Regions from separate parts of the Homo sapiens genome. Here region 1 is linked to region 2. The links are chromatin loops, found by intact Hi-C in ENCODE. Cell type or tissue: A673. All regions are shown on one strand. Links, peaks and the distances in the headings refer to the core of each region. The heading gives the core; the rest is flanking DNA.

What was found. Hi-C counts contacts between places; a loop is a spot of excess contacts. Peaks named below come from ENCODE experiments on the same cell type or tissue, not always from the same donor. Only the 100,000 strongest peaks of a DNase experiment are listed, where the experiment ranks them.
Region 1: a loop joins it to region 2, with 7 times the contacts of the local background. A loop is called at or near these places in 5 of 110 quality-filtered maps.

The regions. Positions count from the first base shown.
Region 1 is chr18:13,626,455-13,635,709 of GRCh38, forward strand. The region is part of intron 5 of LDLRAD4 (low density lipoprotein receptor class A domain containing 4); the gene reads left to right. Among named protein-coding and RNA genes, the nearest start is that of MIR4526, 20 kb to the left of the region's middle. RefSeq lists an enhancer at 1-161. In A673, for the core only: a CTCF peak has its summit at 3,909 (motif pointing left); a DNase peak (open chromatin) is centred at 3,867.
Region 2 is chr18:12,723,053-12,732,307 of GRCh38, forward strand. It overlaps PSMG2 (proteasome assembly chaperone 2), which reads left to right. Exons shown (of 7, transcript NM_020232.5): 6 at 1,447-1,567; 7 at 2,387-2,688. The coding sequence ends at 2,479. Among named protein-coding and RNA genes, the nearest start is that of LINC01882, 22 kb to the right of the region's middle. RefSeq lists an enhancer at 1-236. In A673, for the core only: a CTCF peak has its summit at 4,177 (motif pointing right); a DNase peak (open chromatin) is centred at 4,189.

The DNA of each region.
Region 1 (9,255 bases), core at 676-8,675, 900 kb after region 2:
AGGGGATGGCATGCAGGCAGAAGGGTCTGGCCATCAGCGGATGGAGGGAGAGGCAGGAGAGGGACAGGGACCTTTACCCAGATTGAAGCATATGAAATTGTTAACATTCAGCCATTTTGACCTATAGAAACAGCAATTTCAATTTAAAAAATTAACAAAAGGAATCACATCACACATCTCTTCATTATCAACTCCTACAGGGATTAAATCGATTGTGAAAATCCAGGTGCCCATTCTTCATAGCCAGGAGGAGCAGCCAGGCCCCACCCAGCACAGCTGGGCTCCTCCAGCTCCCTGGGGTTGACACTGGGAGGGGCCCTGGCTGTTGCGGAGGAGGACAAGCACTTGGTGGCTGTCAGCCCTCTTGATGCAGAAACTCATGCTCCTCAGATCCACAGTGCCCTGACATGGGGTGAGCTCTCCCCACAAGTCCCTCTCTGCAGAAGCCACAGAGTTAGCCTAGAGCATGGCTGTGTACCTGGTTTGCCCCACAGGGTGTTCGAACCTAAGTTGATCTAGCTTTTAAAAATTGGGGCTGGGTGCGGTGGCTCACGCCTATAATCTCAGCACTTTGGGAGGCCGAGGTGGGCAGATCACTTGAGGTCAGGAGTTTGAGACCAGCCCAGCCAACATGGTGAAACCTTGTCTCTACTCAAAAATACAAAAGTTAGCCAGGTGTGGTGGCACGTGCCTGTAATCCCAGCTACTTGGGAGGCTGAAGCAAGAGAATCTGGAGGCAGAGGTTGCAGTGAGCTGAGATCACGCCATTGCACTCCAGCCTGGCCGACAGAGGGAGACGCCATCTCAAAAATAAAAAAATAAAAAATAAAAATTGTGAGATTTCACATGAAAATTGGAGTTTCCATCTTCTCTTGAAAAAGCAGCCTATGGGGCCACACCCTGAGGCTGGGGCTGTGAGGTGGCTGCCATGGAGTGGGCCTGTGCTGCCCGGGCTGTCACCTGTCTCTCGCTGGGGACCCTTCAGTGCCGGGCAGCAGCATTGCCATCTGTGGGTTTGCACGTGGGGGTTGTTTTTCAGAGAAAATTTTCTTCTGCACTCAGGCTTCTATTGCAAGGCTGAAGACCAAGATAGACTGAGAGGGCCACTGGTTCCCAGAAAAATGGGTGAGAAGGTCCTTGTGGAAGTAAATACTGTTCCTGCCTGGTTAGGAGTTGAGACACGTGTCTGGGTCAACAGTGCTGTGCGTGTCCTGTGCCCAGCCTGACATGGTCACTCGTGGCCACTGCTGTCCAGTCATCTCCCCAGGCAAGGCCCTCCTCTGTGACTAAAGCTTATAGCCAGAGGGACAGAGGTGGCCATGGGCTCCCCGCTCTCTGAGGCTCGGCCCTGCACCAGCAGCCTCTCTGCTGGCCTTGGGAGCAGCGGTGGCCAGAGGGCAGACGGTCCTGGGCAGGTGTCTGACAGCCAGGAGCCCGCTGTGCTGGGGCTCAGAACTCACAGTGAGGGGACCTCTGGGTGTGCCATATGTGACGAGTGCCTTTCTCTACCTGGGCAGTGTCCCTCTACCCTCCCCTGCAGATAGAGGCTCTGAGGTGGGCCCCAGGCTCAGGGGTGTTTGAGAAACCCACAGGCAGTGTCCTGGGATCCCTCGGAGGGCACAGGGAGCAGGGGTTTCAGCGCCACACTGTTCATTCCCACTGCGGCTGGAGCGCTGGCTCGCTGTGCCCTGCTGCTCTCACTCCTGCCCACCTCATACGTTTAGAAAAGCATGTGGAAAACGATGGAAAGGAATGATTTTCAGTAAGGCTTGAAGGAGTGGACTAAAGGGCTTACTGATGCAGTTGTACTCGGTCTGCCTCTGACACTCCAGACTAAAGAAAAGAGCCACAGGCTTCCTCTGGCATCATTGTGGGGATGAACCGCAGGGGACCGTTTCCCTGCAGGCAAGGCAGACCCTGCTGCACCACAGACCAGATGTGTGTGTTTGTCGGTTGTCCAGTGACAGCTCTCCGTTACTGCATTTCACGGAAACTGCATTTCCAAGAGCTTAGGGTCCGGCGGGTTGGCCGCAGCATGTCTGTCTGAGTGAGCAAGGACTTCCAATTATCAGGCTGCCCAGGTGGTCATTTGAAAGGTTTTGCCCTTTGCTATGTCTAATTGAAGCATTAGAGGATAGACAATTTCACATCACCTCAAAATGAGAACATCTCCCTTCAATTAAGGGAAACAGGAGGCCAAGCGGCCCGGCAGAAACTGCATAAGGATGCTGGACCCCAGCTGCACGCAGATTCCCACCTGAACCACAGTGGGCAGAGCTTTGGAAGAGTCAATGCTTATCTTTAAAGTGACAGTGTCTCAAATAGTCCTTCTACTGATGTTGGCACTGCTCAGAATGTTTGGGAATTACCTTCAGGTTTTGGGGTTATTTTTAAGTGACAAGATCTCACTTTGTTGCGCAGGCTGGAGTATAGTGGCATGATCATAACTCACTGCAGCCTCGAACATTTAGGCTCAACTGATCCCCCTGCCTCAGCCTCCTGCGTAGCTGTGACTATAGGCACGCGCAACCATGCCTGGCTAATTTTTAAATTTTTTGTAGAGACAAGATCTCACTGTGTTGCCCAGGCTGGTCTTGAACTCCTTGCCTCAAACGATCTTCCCACTTCAGCCTCCCAAAGTGCTAGGATTACAGGCCTGAGCCACTGCACCTGACTGGGTTGTTTTTATTTGTTTGTTTGTTTTTTTAATCAAGGGAAATTTTTTAAAAGCTTCTCCACAATGGCAAATCTTCCTTTGCAAAGAGCAAATAGTTTTGCTCTTGGGGATAGATTTGATTTTTGGTACCAGCCAAAATCCATTTAGAGTTAAGTCTTGTTCATTATATGGGTGATCAAACCAAATGATACAATTTTGGTGCAAAGGCAAGCACGACTCAATTAGTGAGACTGACGTCCGAGTTACAAACTGATCTGTAGAGAAAGGTCAGGAAGGACCCACAGCAAACTGACAGCTGTGCCTGGGAAGGAAGTAAGGACAAAGGAACACTGATCTGTGCAGTAAAACTTTTATGGTAAGAATGTATTCATGTATTACCTTTGCAATTACAAAACATCCTCTGATCATGTAAACTGATGCTAAAGGCAGTAATGTTCTGGGCATCTATAGACTCCCAGAGTAATTCATTTGAACATGGTTTCTATGGTGGCTAAAATAATAATTTTAAATAAAATGTATGAACATTTTTATCAACAAATTTATAGTAATCTTTTAAATATATAAGGTATTAGCATTAATAATCTAATAGTAAAATCTGTTGGTTTATTTTTTGCTTAGTCCTTGAAAGTTGGTGTGGTTTGTTCTGAAAAAAAAAAAGAGAAGAAGATTAAAAATTATCTTAATGATCATAACTCTGGGTGGCCCCTGTTGGGGAGGCTCACCAGGCTGGGGTCTGGCTCTTGGCAAAGCCCCAGCAGCTCTGTGACCTTGGGTGAAGGTCACAGAAAATCCCCTCTGAGCTCTGACTTCTTCTCACATGTGAGACGAGGCAACTGGTGCTGAAATCAGGATGATGCCTGCCTGGATCTTGTGTGGTTCCACATTTTCCTGCTGCCTGGAACTTTCTCATTCCCAGGCTGATTCCTCTTGAAGTCCGATTGCTCACTAACCCCAGCACCAAGCTGGGAGAGGCACCTCATATTGCTTTTCCCCGCTAGCCCATTGCATTGTCCCAGAAATAGAAAGGATTCCCTTCCTTTTCTTCCAGCAGACCTTCCTAGATGATTTGTCTTTTCTCTTAAGGGACGTGCCCTAGATTGAGCAGAGTTGGGGGATCTTGAATCTGAGAAGTCTGATGATGGATTCCCCAGGAGGAAGAAAGGGGGAGGTGCAGTCTCTGACAGCCAGGGGTACTGGCCTCACATCCAGGCTGTGACTGCCATCTAGAGTGGAAAGGACGGTAGTGATAAAATATCAGGATGGTGGAGAGGCTGCATGAAAAAAGGGAGAAAACAGGGAAAATTGATTTTATCAGAAGGCAAAGGTGTTGCTGAATATCCAAAGATCAATTTCACCTCTTCTTTGAAATTCTCACTGTGGAACAGGGGAAAAATAGATTTCCAACTATTTGAGGCCATAAAATACATTCATTCACTGGGAGGTTAGCCCTTGGGTAGAATCAGAATACCCAGCAGTAGTCTTGCTTTACCGCAGACTGACCGAGGTGCCTAGAGAGGAATATGCCCTCTGTCCTCAGTTTCCCCCCATCTAAAATGAGGGATAACTGGCTTCATTCGGAGGCCTTCAATCTGTATCTTGCCATGAAGAACAGTAAGAAATACATTTTATATCACAACACAAAAGCCTCCTATAATGCAATTAAGGCAGAGGTTTTACAAAACAATACTTACAGTGTGCTCAGATCATTTCTGTTCTGTTTCAGTTTTTGGAATGCTGGCTGTGACCCACTTAAATGGATTTTCCAGCTCTCTAAGAGGCTGCAAAGCACATGGTGGAAAACACTGTGTTCAGTGCTCTCCCTGGTTGTTTCCAGTCCCCACATCTGATCATTCCTGGGGTCCTCTGTGTGTGTGTGGAAAGGAGAGTGTAGCTGAGAGCATAAGCCCAGCAGGGTTCGGGCGTGGTGTGGCCTTGCACACGTGGACGCATGGCAGCAGGCGACAGCCCATGGTGCAGCACAAGGGAACCCTCAGTAAGTCATGGCTGCAGACGACTGTCCTTTAATAATATGAGATGTACTGGTTGGAAGAAAAATGATCCAATAAATACAGAAATGAAAAGGATTATAAAATAGTGCTACGAACAATTGTATGCAAACCAATTGGATAACCTAGATGAAATGAAAAGATATTAGAAACAGCCTACCAAGACTGAATCATGAAGAAATAGAAAATCTTAATAGATCTATAGCTAGTAAGGAGATTGAACCAATGGTCTAAAATCTCCAACCTGGACCACATGGCTTCAGTGGTGAATTCTACCAAACATTTAAAGAATTGACATCAATCCTTCTTAAACTTCTAGAAATTTCAAGAGGTGGGAACACTTCCTAACTCATTATGAGATGAGGCCAGCATTCCTGATACCAAAGCCAGACAAAGACACAGCAGAAAAAGATAACCATAGACTAATATTTCTTATAAATATTGATGCAAAAGTCCTCAACAAAATACTAGCAAACTAAATTCAGCAGTATATTAAAAGGGTTATACTGGCTGCGCACAGTGACTCACACCTGTAATCCCAGCACTTTGGGAGGCTAAGGGAGGCAGATTACTTGAGGTCAGGAGTTCGAGACCAGCCTGGCCAACATGGTGAAACCTGTCACTACTAAAAATACGAAAATTAACCAGGCATGGGGGCACGCACCTGCAATCCCAACTACTCGGGAGGCTGAGGCAGGAGAATCACTTGACCCCGGGAGGCGGAGGTTGCAGTGACCTGAGATCGTGCCACTGTACTCCAGCCTGGAAGACAGAGCGAGACTCTGTCTCAAAAATAATAATAATACTAAATAAAAATTAAATTTAAAAAAGTAAAAGGATTATACATCATCAACAAGTGGGGGATTTATTCCCAGAAGGCAAGGATGGTTCCATACATGAAATTCAGTCAGTGTCATACACTACATTAACAGAATGAAGTTGGGGGTCCCAAACTTCATTCAGCAGGTCCCAAGTTCTTGTCCCACAATCATCTCAGTTGATGCAGAAATAGTATTGTCACAGGATCCTTAGGGTGTCACTTCGCCAGTCAGAAACCTTTGTGGCTGGTGGTGCCTTCTGCCTGAGTATTGCTCATGCCCACTGGGCTCATCCTGCCCACTTCCCCTGGCAGGCTGCGCTCAGCTCACGTTACTGGCCCAGATCCCACACCTGCCAAGGGCAAGCCAGGCACAGAATGGTGAGGGGTGTGTGAGCAAGTGAGTGCAAGGTCCAGCCACTGTGCACAGCCAGGTGCGCTGGTTGCTGCAGCAGGGCAGGCAGCTCCAGGTACTGGCACAGGTGCTTGCTCTGTGCAAGGCTGCAGCTGGACCAGATACACTGCATGCAGCATCCACTGCAGGCACTTGCGTCTGGATGAGGGGAATGTGATGGTACCCGGAAGCTTGGAGACACCAGGAACTGCAGAGTCCCAAAGATGGTGTCACAGCCCTGGCCAGGAGAACCCTAGGTCTGGGCTGCCCTAAGGGTCACAGCTCTTCTTTCCTTCTTGTCCCCCACAGTGTGGTGAGTGGAGGGGCATGTTTCAGCCCTGTTTATGTTACAGCTCTTTTAGTCCCACCATTCGGCCAGTCACAAGTTCTTGTCCCACATCCAAGAAGAATGAGGTACATGGACAACTGGTGGGTGAGAAGTTGGAGAGAAGCTTCATTGAGCAACAGAACAGCTCTCAGGAGACCCAGACTGGATAGCTCCTTTCTGTAGGCAGGTCATCCTGATGTCTGTCTGTCCAGCTCAGATCAGAGAGGAGACCCACAGTGGGTAGCTCCTTTCCCCAGACAGGTCATCCCAATGTCTGTCTGTCAATGGGTAGCTCCTTTCTGTAGGCAGGTCATCCTGACGTCTGTCCAGCTCAGAGCAGAGAGGAGACCCATAGAGGGTAGCTCCTTTCCCCAGACAGGTCATCCCAATGTCTGTCTGTCAATGGGTAGCTCCTTTCCTCAGGCAGGTCATGCCAATAAGTGTCTAGCCGTCAGTGGAGAGGAGACCTGCAGTGAGTAGCTCCTATCCACAGGCAGGTTGATCCGATGTCTGTTCAAGTCAAACTGAATCCAGGATTTTTAATGAGCTCAAAAGGGAGGAAGTGCATGCTGATTGGTCCATGGACGGCCACAGGCAGGCCCAGAAAAAGCATCCTAAGTTCTTACTCTGGTCTGTGGACTCCACTCAGAACTGACAGCTTGGCCCCCATGCTTTAGGCCATTCCTGGCTTGAAGGTGGGGCTTCAGCAGGGACCTGCCCCTTTTTGCCCAGGAGCCTGTCTGCCTCCTGCTGCCATCAGTCATGTACACGGTGCCCAGGCTGTTGGTGTCAAGGGGCACCTGCAGGCCCACACCAACCCACCCTCAGCCCACCCCTGCCTCAGCCTCCCACTGATGCTCGTCAGCACCCAAAGTCCGGAGGGGGCTGAGGTGGCAGGGGGCTGGCATATCAGCGCTGCCCCAAATTGTGACACACCTGGCCAAATTGTGACACACCTGGCCAAATTGTGACAGTGCCCAGGCTCAGCCTCAGCTTTGCTCCAAAATTGGAGCAGGCAGCAGGAGCGGGGAGAAGCCAGGTAGCAGGAGCAGGCACTTCTGAGCCTGCAGGGGCAGGGGACTTCGCTAGGACCCTGAGAGCACAGGGATGCCCTGGGTCCGCAGCTGCAGCTTTGTGACTGCAGCTGCACCCAGGAGGGCAGGGCTCCTGCCCTACCAACTCAGAAGAGGGCAGGGCTCCCACCTGTTCCTGGCTCTCACCGGCTCCGTGGAGCACACAGCCCTGGCCATGCCTCCCCTGCTGCAGCCAGCATCTTCACAGCAGCTGCTCCAGATGGGCCACCACTGCCATCAGTGTTTGATGAAATTCAACATACTTTCATGATAGAAACCCTCAACAAAGTAGGATGGAAGGAAGCTACTTCAACATCATAAAGGCTATCTATGAAAAGCCCACAGCTTACATCATACTTAATGGTAAAAGACTGAAAGCTTTTCCTGTAAGACCGGGAACAAGACAAGGATGCCTGCTTTCACTACTTCTGTTCAACATAGTATTAATTAGACATTCTAGCCAGAGCAATTAGGCAAGAAAAAGAAATAAAAGACATTCCAAGTGGAAAGGAAGAAGTAAAAGTATCTGTTAGAAGATGACATGACCTTATGTGTAAAAACTCTAAAGATTCTATTTTAAAAATAACCCAAAAAGTGTCAGAACTAATGAATTTGGCAAAGTTAGCAGGATACAGAATCAACATGCAAAAATCAATTGCATTTATTTTCATGTACAATGAACAATTCGGTAAGGAAATTAAGAAAATTCCATTTTCAATAGCATCAAAAAAAGAGAATACTTAGAAATATACTTACCCAAGGAGGTGAAAGACTTGTGCACTGAGCAATAGAAAGCATTGCTGAAAGAAATGGAAGAAAATACAAATAAATGGAAAGATATCTTGTATTCATGAATTGGAAGACTTAACTATTTTTAAGATGTTAGTACTACTAAAAGCAGTGTACAGACTTCAGTGTAATCGCTTTTGAAATCCCAATGAGGCTTTTTGCAGAAATAGGAAAAATAATCCATCCTAACGTTTATATATTATCTCAAGGGACCCTAAATATCCACAATAATCTCAAAAAAAAAAAAAAAGATTTGAAAAGTTAAAGGTCTCACAATTCCTGATTTCAAGACTTACTACAAAGCTGTAGTAAGTTTTGTAGTGTGGTGCTGGGATATAGACAAATATATAGACCAGTGGAATAGAACAGAGAGTCCAGAGATAAACCCTCAAATATATGGTCAAGTAATTTTCAGAAAGGATGCCAAGGCCATTCAATGGGGAAAGGACAGCCTTTTCAGAGTGGTGATGGGGGATCTGGATAGCCACATGCAGAAGAGTGACATTGGACCCTTATAACATATTCAAAAATTAACTCAAATGGACAAAAATATAAACATAAGAGCTAAAACTTTGAAATTCAGCCTTAGTTTGACTGCTAGAACAAAGTACCGTAGACCGGGTGGCTTATAAACAGCAAACACTGATTTCTCATTCTGGAGGTCAGACATGAGAGACCACAGTGCCAGCACGGTTGGGTTCGGATGAGGCCACTCTTCCCGGTGGCAAACTGCCACCTTCTCTTGTGGAAAGAGCTTGCTAGCCTCCAGCCTCTTCTTATAAGGGTACTGGTCCCATTCATGAGGACTCCACCCTCATTACCTAATTACCTAGCAAAGATTCCACCTCCAAATACCATAACATTGGAGTATTTCCCATCTCCCCCCAAAAAAGTGCCAAATGGTCTGATGTAAAAGGAAAAAAATTCAGTCACTGTGCTCCAGATCTGCAAATTGCACATCTTGATTTTCAGCACCATAAAGACAATCATTTGGAAGATCCGGTGATATTTTTTCTCTTTAATGCAAATGTTTTGGTGTCAAGCAGATTGAATTTGTGGGGAGTTTTCCTGTTAGTGTGGCTGTTCACTGACCATTCAGAAGGAAGAAAATGTGAAACAGATTGCTCAAGTGTAAAGGAGTCTGAAAATGTCTGTCCTCAAGCCTGCAAGA
Region 2 (9,255 bases), core at 847-8,846:
TAACAGTTTCTACTTTGTAGTTTTTAGAGACAGAAACTAAAGTTAGCCTGGTATCATCTGAGACTTCCGAATGTATATATCAGAGTCTCCTCGGTGCCTTTCCTTCCTTAGAACTCGGCTCACTTTTATTTCTGTAGCTCTCTTCTCTGTCAGTCTCGTGCTTTCAAGTTTTGGCATGGCATTTTTCTCATAGTTCTTGGTTTTAGGGTGTTAGGAGTAATTTTTGCATTTATTGGCAAGCAGGAAACTTTTTGCCTTGGTGTATCTCCATCTCATCACTAGCTTGAGGCGTTTATAGTATGATAGGAGACTATGTTTTGGAGTTAGAGAGACCTAACTAGATATAGTTAGATATAGAGACCTTACTAGATATAGAACTTTGGGCATGTTAACTATGTATTAAATCTTTTTTTCTTCATTTGCGACAGAGTCTTGCTCTGTCTCACGCAGTTCTCCTGCCTCAGCCTCCTGAGTACCTACAGGCACATGCCACCATGCCCAGCTAATTTTTATATTTTTAGTAGAGACGGGGTTTCACCATGTTGGCCAGGCTGGTCTCGAACTCCTGACCTCAAATGATTTGCCCACCTCGGCCTCCCAAAGTGCTGGGATTACAGGCTTGAGCCAGCGCGCCCAGCCTGTATTCAATCTCTTTAAACCTGTTACCTCATAAAAGTAGCTAATACTTCTTTCATATTTACTGTGTGGTCACTGTTTTAAGCATTTTGCCTCCACTACCTCCTTTCAGCCTCACAACAACCTGTGAAGTAGGTTCCATTATCATCCCCCTTTTATAGATGAGGAACACCCCTGGTTAAGTAACTTGCCCAACATATCTGGTAAGTTGAAGAGCTAGAATCTGAATCCTGGTGTCTGTCTTTGTTCCCGTTATTCCAAACTGATTCACTTATAAAATGGAGCTAATTATAGCTTCTTCAGGATTATTACAGGGATTGTCATAAAATTTGCAGATAATGCTTAACACATAATAACCACTCAGCGTTTTCGGAAGAAGTAGGAACTTTTATTTCCTTTAATGATTCCATTCTCTTCCACAGTTTCCCTCACTGCTTTAGATAGTAACTAGGTGTTATTTTCTTTCAGTCTCTGCTGTGGTGCTTCTGAAAATTACTGTCTTCTGAAGTAGGTTTGGGGAGTAGGTCAGAACATACCTTATCTGCTGTAGCCAAGGACAGAAAGGCTGGTTTTTCATGCAGCCATGGGGTGAGGCATGATTGTGCGTGTTCCCCAGTGGGTGTTACAGGGGCCTGCTCTCACAAGTAGAAAACTCTGTGTGGGGCGAAGGGAGATGATAAGTGATCTTATGGTGTGGCGTCTTTTCCTTTCCTAAACCAGGTAGGTTATCGTAGCTGTAAAAACAGACACACTAGAGTCAGCTCTTGTACCCTATGAAAGAATACTGATTCTTATTTTTATTTCTTGTAGCTGTTCTAAAGAAATCCAAATGGCAGTTCTGCTGAAATTTGTTTCAGAAGGGGACAACATCCCAGATGCATTAGGTCTTGTTGAGTATCTTAATGAGTGGCTTCAGATACTCAAACCACTTGTAAGTTCTATTATAGCTTAAGCCTCTTCTTTGTCTGGTTGTATTCATTAACTCGCACTTTATATACTACCTAAGTAGACCAAGTAAGTGAACGTTTGTATTAAATATAGACATATCTTTACATAAAATTTAGTTTAAGCTGAACTTTTGAAAATTAGAGGACAGTTAACCAACCTATTATTTACAGTTTTTTCATTAAAGCTGACTTTCCAAAAAGGAAAATCCTTAGTTCTTCATTGTACTTACTATTCATGTTAGATTAATTATGCCAGACATAGTCTTGCAATAATAAACAAGCCTTCTGTGGAATTCAGGAATTTTTTTAGGGAAGTAAAAAGTATTGCTATGTGAGCAATACTGTAGCTATTGAATATGTATTACAGTTGATATTTTTCTCTATTATGAAATGAGAGCATTACACCCAGGGAAGTGAGTTAGCCTTTAGGCATAACAGAACACTGAGCATAAGGCTGCTTTCTAAGATGGGTAACTAGCTTTTTAATTCATGCTTTTGCCAAGAACAAATTGATACAAATCACATAATGCTGATTTTTTTTTTAATCCCTATTCTTTTTGAATGTGATTTTCCCTAATAAACTTCATCTACAGCCTTTCTGGCATATCTTTATAATTTGGAACTTAAAGAAATTTATCTTCAGTTGACATGAAGACAAAGAAACTTTATTTTTCCTTAACAATAAAACCTGGCTATAAAAGTGCCAACCAAAAGGAACACAAAAGGAGAGTTTTATAATTCACTTTAAAAGGAGATTTGATGGTAAAGTTTAAAGATTAAAATATTTTGTTCTTCAATTACAGAGCGATGACCCCACAGTATCTGCCTCACGGTGGAAAATACCAAGTTCTTGGAGATTACTCTTTGGCAGTGGTCTTCCCCCTGCACTTTTCTGATCTAATTTCTGTTTTATACCTTATACCCAAAACACTTACTACCAACACAGCTGTTAAACATTCTATACAAAAAAATTGTATGATCTGGTATTAGGAAATTACTTTCACAGTAAATATCAAAGAAAAAAGATTAAGGGTCTCTTTGCCATGCTTTTCATCATATGCACCAAATGTAAATTTTGTACAATAAAATTTTATTTCCTAAGTAATTTTGTCTTAAATGTATTTTTTTTAATTTCAGACTCTCTATTAGCTTCCTAGTTTGTCTCTAATAAATCACCACAAACTTAGTGACTTAAAACACACCAGTTTAATTTTTTCATTAACTAATTAATTAATTTTCATTCTGTATTTTAAGTAAAATGAGACGAGGTCTTGCCATGTTGCCCAGGCTGGTCTCAAACTCCTGGGCTCAGGCAATCCTCCTGCCATGTCCTCCCAAAGTGCTGAGATTACAGGCATTACACCACTATGCCCAGCCACAAATTTGCTTTTAAATTCTGACTTCTGAGTTCTAGGAGTCAGAAATCCAACAGTGGGTCTGACGAGACTAAAATCAGGGTGATCGCAGGGCACTGCTCCTGAGGAAGGCCTTAGGGAGAATTTGTGTTCTGCTGTTTCCAGCTTCTAGAGGCTGCCATATTATTTGGCTCATGGGCCCTTCTATCTTCAAAGCCAGCAGCTTAGCATCTTCAAATCTCTCAGTTATAAAAGGACCCTGTGATTGCATTGGGCCCACCCCAATAATCCAGGATAGTTTCCCCATTTTAGAATAATTTTACTATAAAAGAAATAATAAAAATAGTTATCATTTTCGAGTGCCTGCTGCATACTAGTCACTGTTCACCCCTAGTCTTTGGGATGTACGATTTCACTGTGTTACCTCTGTGCCTTGGCTCTCTCATCTGTAACACAAGGGCTTGTAATATTTAAGGATACAACTACTTCCCAGCACTCCGGAAAGGTTTCCTTTTGATATGTAAATCATGCTGGATTCTGTGGCCTATTTCTGTTTCCCTTTTGGTTAAAATATGAAATGGGGGTTGACATCAGCAAGATGGCAAAATAGGAAGTACCAGTCCTCATTACCCCACAGAGACACCAGTTTAATTTATAGACCAGGATACCAGAAACCAGTTAAGTTGCAGTATCCCCAGGTGAGTGCAAAATTAAGAACAGCCACGTTGAAATGAGTAAGAAGAGTCATTTCACTTTACTCCACCCAGGATGACAGCCCAGCATGATGGCGAGTACGCCAGCTCCTGGCTTTTCCCTGGGTTGAAGGGGGCAGACTCGGTGAGGGGGAGAGAGGTAGAGAACGTTGGAGCATGTGACCAAGATTCTGACTCTTTCGTCTTGTCTGACTTGGAATACTGACAGAACTGGCATCCTTTGGATGTCTGGAGTCTGCTAAAAGCACGGGAGAGTTGGAGGATCGTTTGCCGTGCCACCAGAGCCTGTAGTACCACAGACAGGCCAGTGTGGCTGGACACCACCAAGAGAAATCACCCAACTTGCATTTTCTCTCCCAGGAGGAATGGAACTTACACGCCAGCATTGCAGCTTTTTGTAGTGCTGCCCAAGGGACTGTTGCCCATCTCATCTAACTTGGGGTGCTTATAGGAAGCTGTCATGCTTTGCCAGAGAGCCACTGAGAACAAAGGGGCGACTTGCAGCTGCAGCACTAGGGAACGTGCAATTCTGAAGACAGACACCAGAGGGAGCAAGAGATTACAAGATGAAAAACCAGCAACCTTCAGTTGGGAAATAACACAATCCTAAAAAGTTGAACTTGGAAAAACATTTAAGAGGTTTCAGAATCTCTACCTGGGCTAGCTGGTGAAGGTCTGCCCTGTACAAAGCCAGTATGCAAAGATTGGGAGTGGCCGAGTGTAGTGCCTTACACCTATAACCCCAGCACTTTGGGAGGCTGAGGTGGGAGGATCACCTGAGGTCAGGAGTTCGCGACCAGCCTGACCAATATGGTGAAACCCCATCTCTACTAAAAATACAAAAAAACAAATTAGCCAGACATGGTGGCACACACTTGTAATCCCAGCTATGCGGGAGGCTGAGGCAGGAGAATTGCTCAAACCCAGAAGGCGGCGGTTGCAGTGAGCCAAGATCATGCCACTGCACTCCAACCTGGGCAACAGAGCGAGACTCTGTCCCAAAAAGAAAAAGAAAATATGAGGCTCACTGGCAAACTAAATATAGACAAATGCAGAATCCTTCAGGACTATAATGGTAGTGCACTTTTAATTCTGGTCCAGAATTGACAAGACAAAGCATAAAAATAACTGTAACTGGCCAGGCACGGTGACCCACACATGTCATCCCAGCACTTGGGGAAGATTTCTTGAAGCCAGGAGTTTAAGACCAGCCTGGGCAAAAAAGTGAAGCCCCATCTCTAAAAATCAAAACAAACACTGTAACTATAAAAATATGTTAAAATATCTTAATGGGTACGCACTATGTAAAGGTGTAATTTGTGACATCAATAATTTTTTTTTTAGCTTTTGCACAGCAAAACAAACAGCAGAGTAAGCAGACAACCCACAGAGTGGGAGAAATTTGCAAACTATGCATCCGACAAAGGAATAATATCCAGAATCTATAAGGAACTCAAATGAGCAAGAAAAAAATAATCCCATTACAAAGTGGCAAAGAACATAAATAGACAATTCTCAAAAGAAGATATACAAGCAGCCAACGAACATGAAAAAATGCTCAACATCGCTAATCATCAGGGAGATGTTAAGACCGCAATGAGATATCACCTTACTCCTGCAAGAACGATCATAATTAAAAAGTCAAAAAAACAATAGATGTTGGTGTGAATGTGGTGAAAAGGGAACACTTCTACACTGCTGGTGGGAATGTAAATTAGTACAACCACTATGGGAAACAGTGCGGAGATTCCTTAAAGAACAAAAAGTAGAACACCATCTGATCCAGCAATCCCACTACAGGGTATATACCCAAAGGAAAATAAGTCATTATATGAAAAAGACACATGCACACACGTTTATAGCAGCACAATTCACAATTGCAAAGATATAGAACCAACCTAAGTGACCATCAACCAATGAGTGGATAAAGAAAATGTGGTATATTCATCGTGGAGTACTACTCTTCAGCCATAAAAAGGAATGAAATAATGTCTTTTGCAGCAACTTGGATGGAGCCAGAGGCCATTATTCTAAGTAAAGTAACTCAGAAATGGAAAACCAAATATTGTACCTCTCACAAGTGGGAGCTAAGCTATGAGGGCTCAAAGGCATAAGAATGATATAATGGACTTTAGCAGGCCAGGCACAGTGGCTCACACCTGTAACCCCAGCACTTTGGGATGTCAAGGTGGGTGGATCACTTGAGGCCAGGAGTTCGAGACCAGCCTGGCCAACATGGTGAAACCCTGTCTCTACAAAAAAAAAAAAATACAAAAATTAGCTGGATGTGGCGGCATGTGCTTGTAGTCCCACCTACTAGGGAGGGTGAGGCACAAGAATCACCCAGGAGGTGGAGGTTGCAGTGAGCCAAGATTGCACCACTGCACTCCAGCCTAGGCAACAAAACAAGACTCCATCTCAGGGTAAAAAAAAAAAAAAAGAATGATATAATGGACTTTGAGGACTTAGCCAGGGAGGTTTGGAGGGGGTGAGGAATAAAACACTACATGTTGATTATAACATAGACTGCTTGGGTGATGGGTACACTAAAATCTCAGAAATCACCACTGAAGAACTTATCCAGGTAACCAAAAACCACCTGTACCCCAAAAACCATTGAAATAAAAATTTTAAAAATAATTTTTTTAAGATGAGAGATCTTGCTATGTTGTCCAGGCTGGTTTTGAACTCCTGAGCTCAAGCCATCCTCCCACCTTGGCCTCCAAAAGTGCTGGGGTTACAGGCATGAGCCACTGCACCTGGCCCTACATCAATAATTTAAAAGTAGAGTTGTAAAAGTGGTTTTTGTATATGATTGAGTAAGTTGTTATCAGCTTAAAATAGATTATTACAAGTATAAGATGTCTCATGTAAGTCCCAGGATAACCACAAAGTAAATACCTATATTCTTTCAAAATTGAAGTCAATCCTCTGAAACCCTGCCGCTGCTTTGTCAACTAAGTTTATGGAATATCCCAAAATCCTTTGTTGTCATTTCAACAATGTACACAGCACCTTCACCAGGAGTAGATTCCATCTCAAGAAACCACTTTCTTTGCTCATCCATAAGAAGCCACTCCTGATCTCTTCAAGTTTTATCATGAGATTGCAGCAATTTATTCACATCTTTAGGGTCCACTGTTAAATTTAGTTCTTTTGCTATTTCCATCTTGCAGTTACCTCTTTCACTGAAGTCTTGAACTGCTCAAAGTCATCCATGAACGTTGGAACTGACTTATCTTAATGTTGATATTTTGACCTCCTCCCATGAATCAAAATATACTTAGTGTCATCTAAAATGGAGAATCCTTTTCAGAAAGTTTTCAATTTACTTTGCCCAGATCCATCAGAGGAATCACTATTTATGGCAGCTATAACCTTAGGAAATGTATTTCTGAAATAAGACTTGAAAGCTGAGATTACTCCTTGATCCATGGGCTGCAGAATGGATGTTATATTAGCAGGCATGAAAACAACATTAATCTCCTTGCACATTTCCATCAGAGCTCTTGGGACCAGGTGTATTGTCAATGACTGGTGGTATTTTGAAAGGAATCTTTTTTTCTGAGCGGTAGGTCTCAACAGTGGGATTAAAATATTCAGTGAGTCATGCTCAAACAAATGTGCTGCCATTCAGGCTTTGATGTTCCACTGATAGAGCACAGGAAGAGGAGATTTAGCATAATTCTTAAGGGCCCTGGAATTTCTGGAATGGTAAATATTGGCTTCAGCTTAAAGTCACCAGCTGCATTAGCCCCTAACAAGTAAGCCAGCCTGTCCTTTGAAGCTTTGAAGCTAGGCATTGACTTCTGCTTTCTAGCTATGAAAGTCCTAGATGGCCTCTTCTTCTGATAGAAGAATGTTTCATCTACATTGAAAATCTGTTTTTTGTTTTGTTTTGTTTGAGACAGAATCTTGCTCTGTCGCCCAGGCTGGAGTGCAGTGGCGCGATCTCGGCTCACTGCAAGCTCCGCCTACCAAGTTCACGCCATTCTCCTGCCTCAGCCTCCGGAGTAGCTGGGACTAGCCTACAGGCGTCCGCCACCACGCCGGGCTAATTTTTTTGTATTTTTAGTAGAGACGGGGTTTCACTGTGTTAGCCAGGATGGTCTCTATCTCCTGACCTCGTGATCCGCCCGCCTCGGCCTCCCAAAGTGCTGGGATTACAGGCGTGAGCCACAGCACTGGGACGAAAATCTGTTGTTTTGTGTAGCCGCCTTCACCAATTAGCTGGATCTTCTGGATAACTTGCTGCAGCTTCTATATCAGTACTTGCTGCTTTACCCTGCATGTTTACGGTATGAAGACAGCTGTTTTTTCTTAAATCTCATAAACCTACCTCTGCTAGCTTCCAGCTTTTCTTCTGCAGCTTCCTCACCTGTCTCAGACTTCACAGAATTGAAAAAGAGGTACAGCCTTGCTCTGGGGTAGGCTTTTGCTTCAGAAAATGTTGTGGATGGTTTGCTCTTCTATTCAGACCACTAAACTCTCCACATCAGCAATGAGGAGGCTGTTTTGCTATCATTTGCGTTCACTGGAGTAGCACTTTTTTTGTTTTTGTTTTTGAGACAGAGTCTCACTTTGTTGCCCAGGCTGGAGTGCAGTGGCACAATCTTGGATCATGGCAACCTCTGCCTCCCGGGTTCAATCGATTCTCCCACCTCAGCCTCCTGAGTAGCTGGGACTGCAGGCATGCACCACCACGCCCAGCTAATTTTTTTTGTATTTTCAGTAGAGATGCGGTTCGGCCATTTTAGCCAGGCTGTTCTTGAAATCCTGACCTCAGATGATCCTCCCGCCTCGGCCTCCCAAAGTGCTGGGATTACAGGCATGAGCCACCGTGCCCGGCCTGGAGTAGCACTTTTAATTTCCTTCAAAAACTTTTTCTTTGCCTTCACAACTTGGCTAGCTGTTTGATAGAAGAGGCTTAGTTTTGGGCCTATCTGAGCTTTTGAATGCCTTCCTCAATAAGCTTAATCATTTTTAGCTTTTGATTCAAAGTGAGAGACTTGTGACTCTTCCTTTCACTTGAACACTTAGAGGCCACTGTAGGGTTATTAATAGGCCTCATTTCAATATTGTTGTATCTCAGGAAATAGGGAGGCCCAAGGAGAGGGAAAGAAAAGGGAGAACAAATGGCTGGTTGGTGGCGCAGTCAGAACACACACATTTATCAGTTAAGTTCTTTATCTTACATGGGTGCAATTTGCGGTGCTCCAAACCAATTACAACAAGTAACATCAAAGATCACTGATCACAGATTACCATAACATATAATAATAATGGGAAAGTTTGAAATATCTTGAGAATTACCAAGATGTGACACAGAGACCCAAAGTAAGTACATGGTGTTGAAAAAAACGGCACAATAGAACTTTCTTGACACAGAATTGCCACAAAACTTCAGTTTGTGAAAAAGCACAATAGCTGTGAATAGCACAATAAAGTGAGGGGCAATACAATGAGGTGTGCCTGTACTAGCAACCCAAATTCAACAGTACATTAACAGGATCATATACCATGACCAAAAGCAATTCATCCCTGGATGTGAGGATGGTTCAACATATGGAAATGAATAAATGCACTACAACACCTTAACAGAAA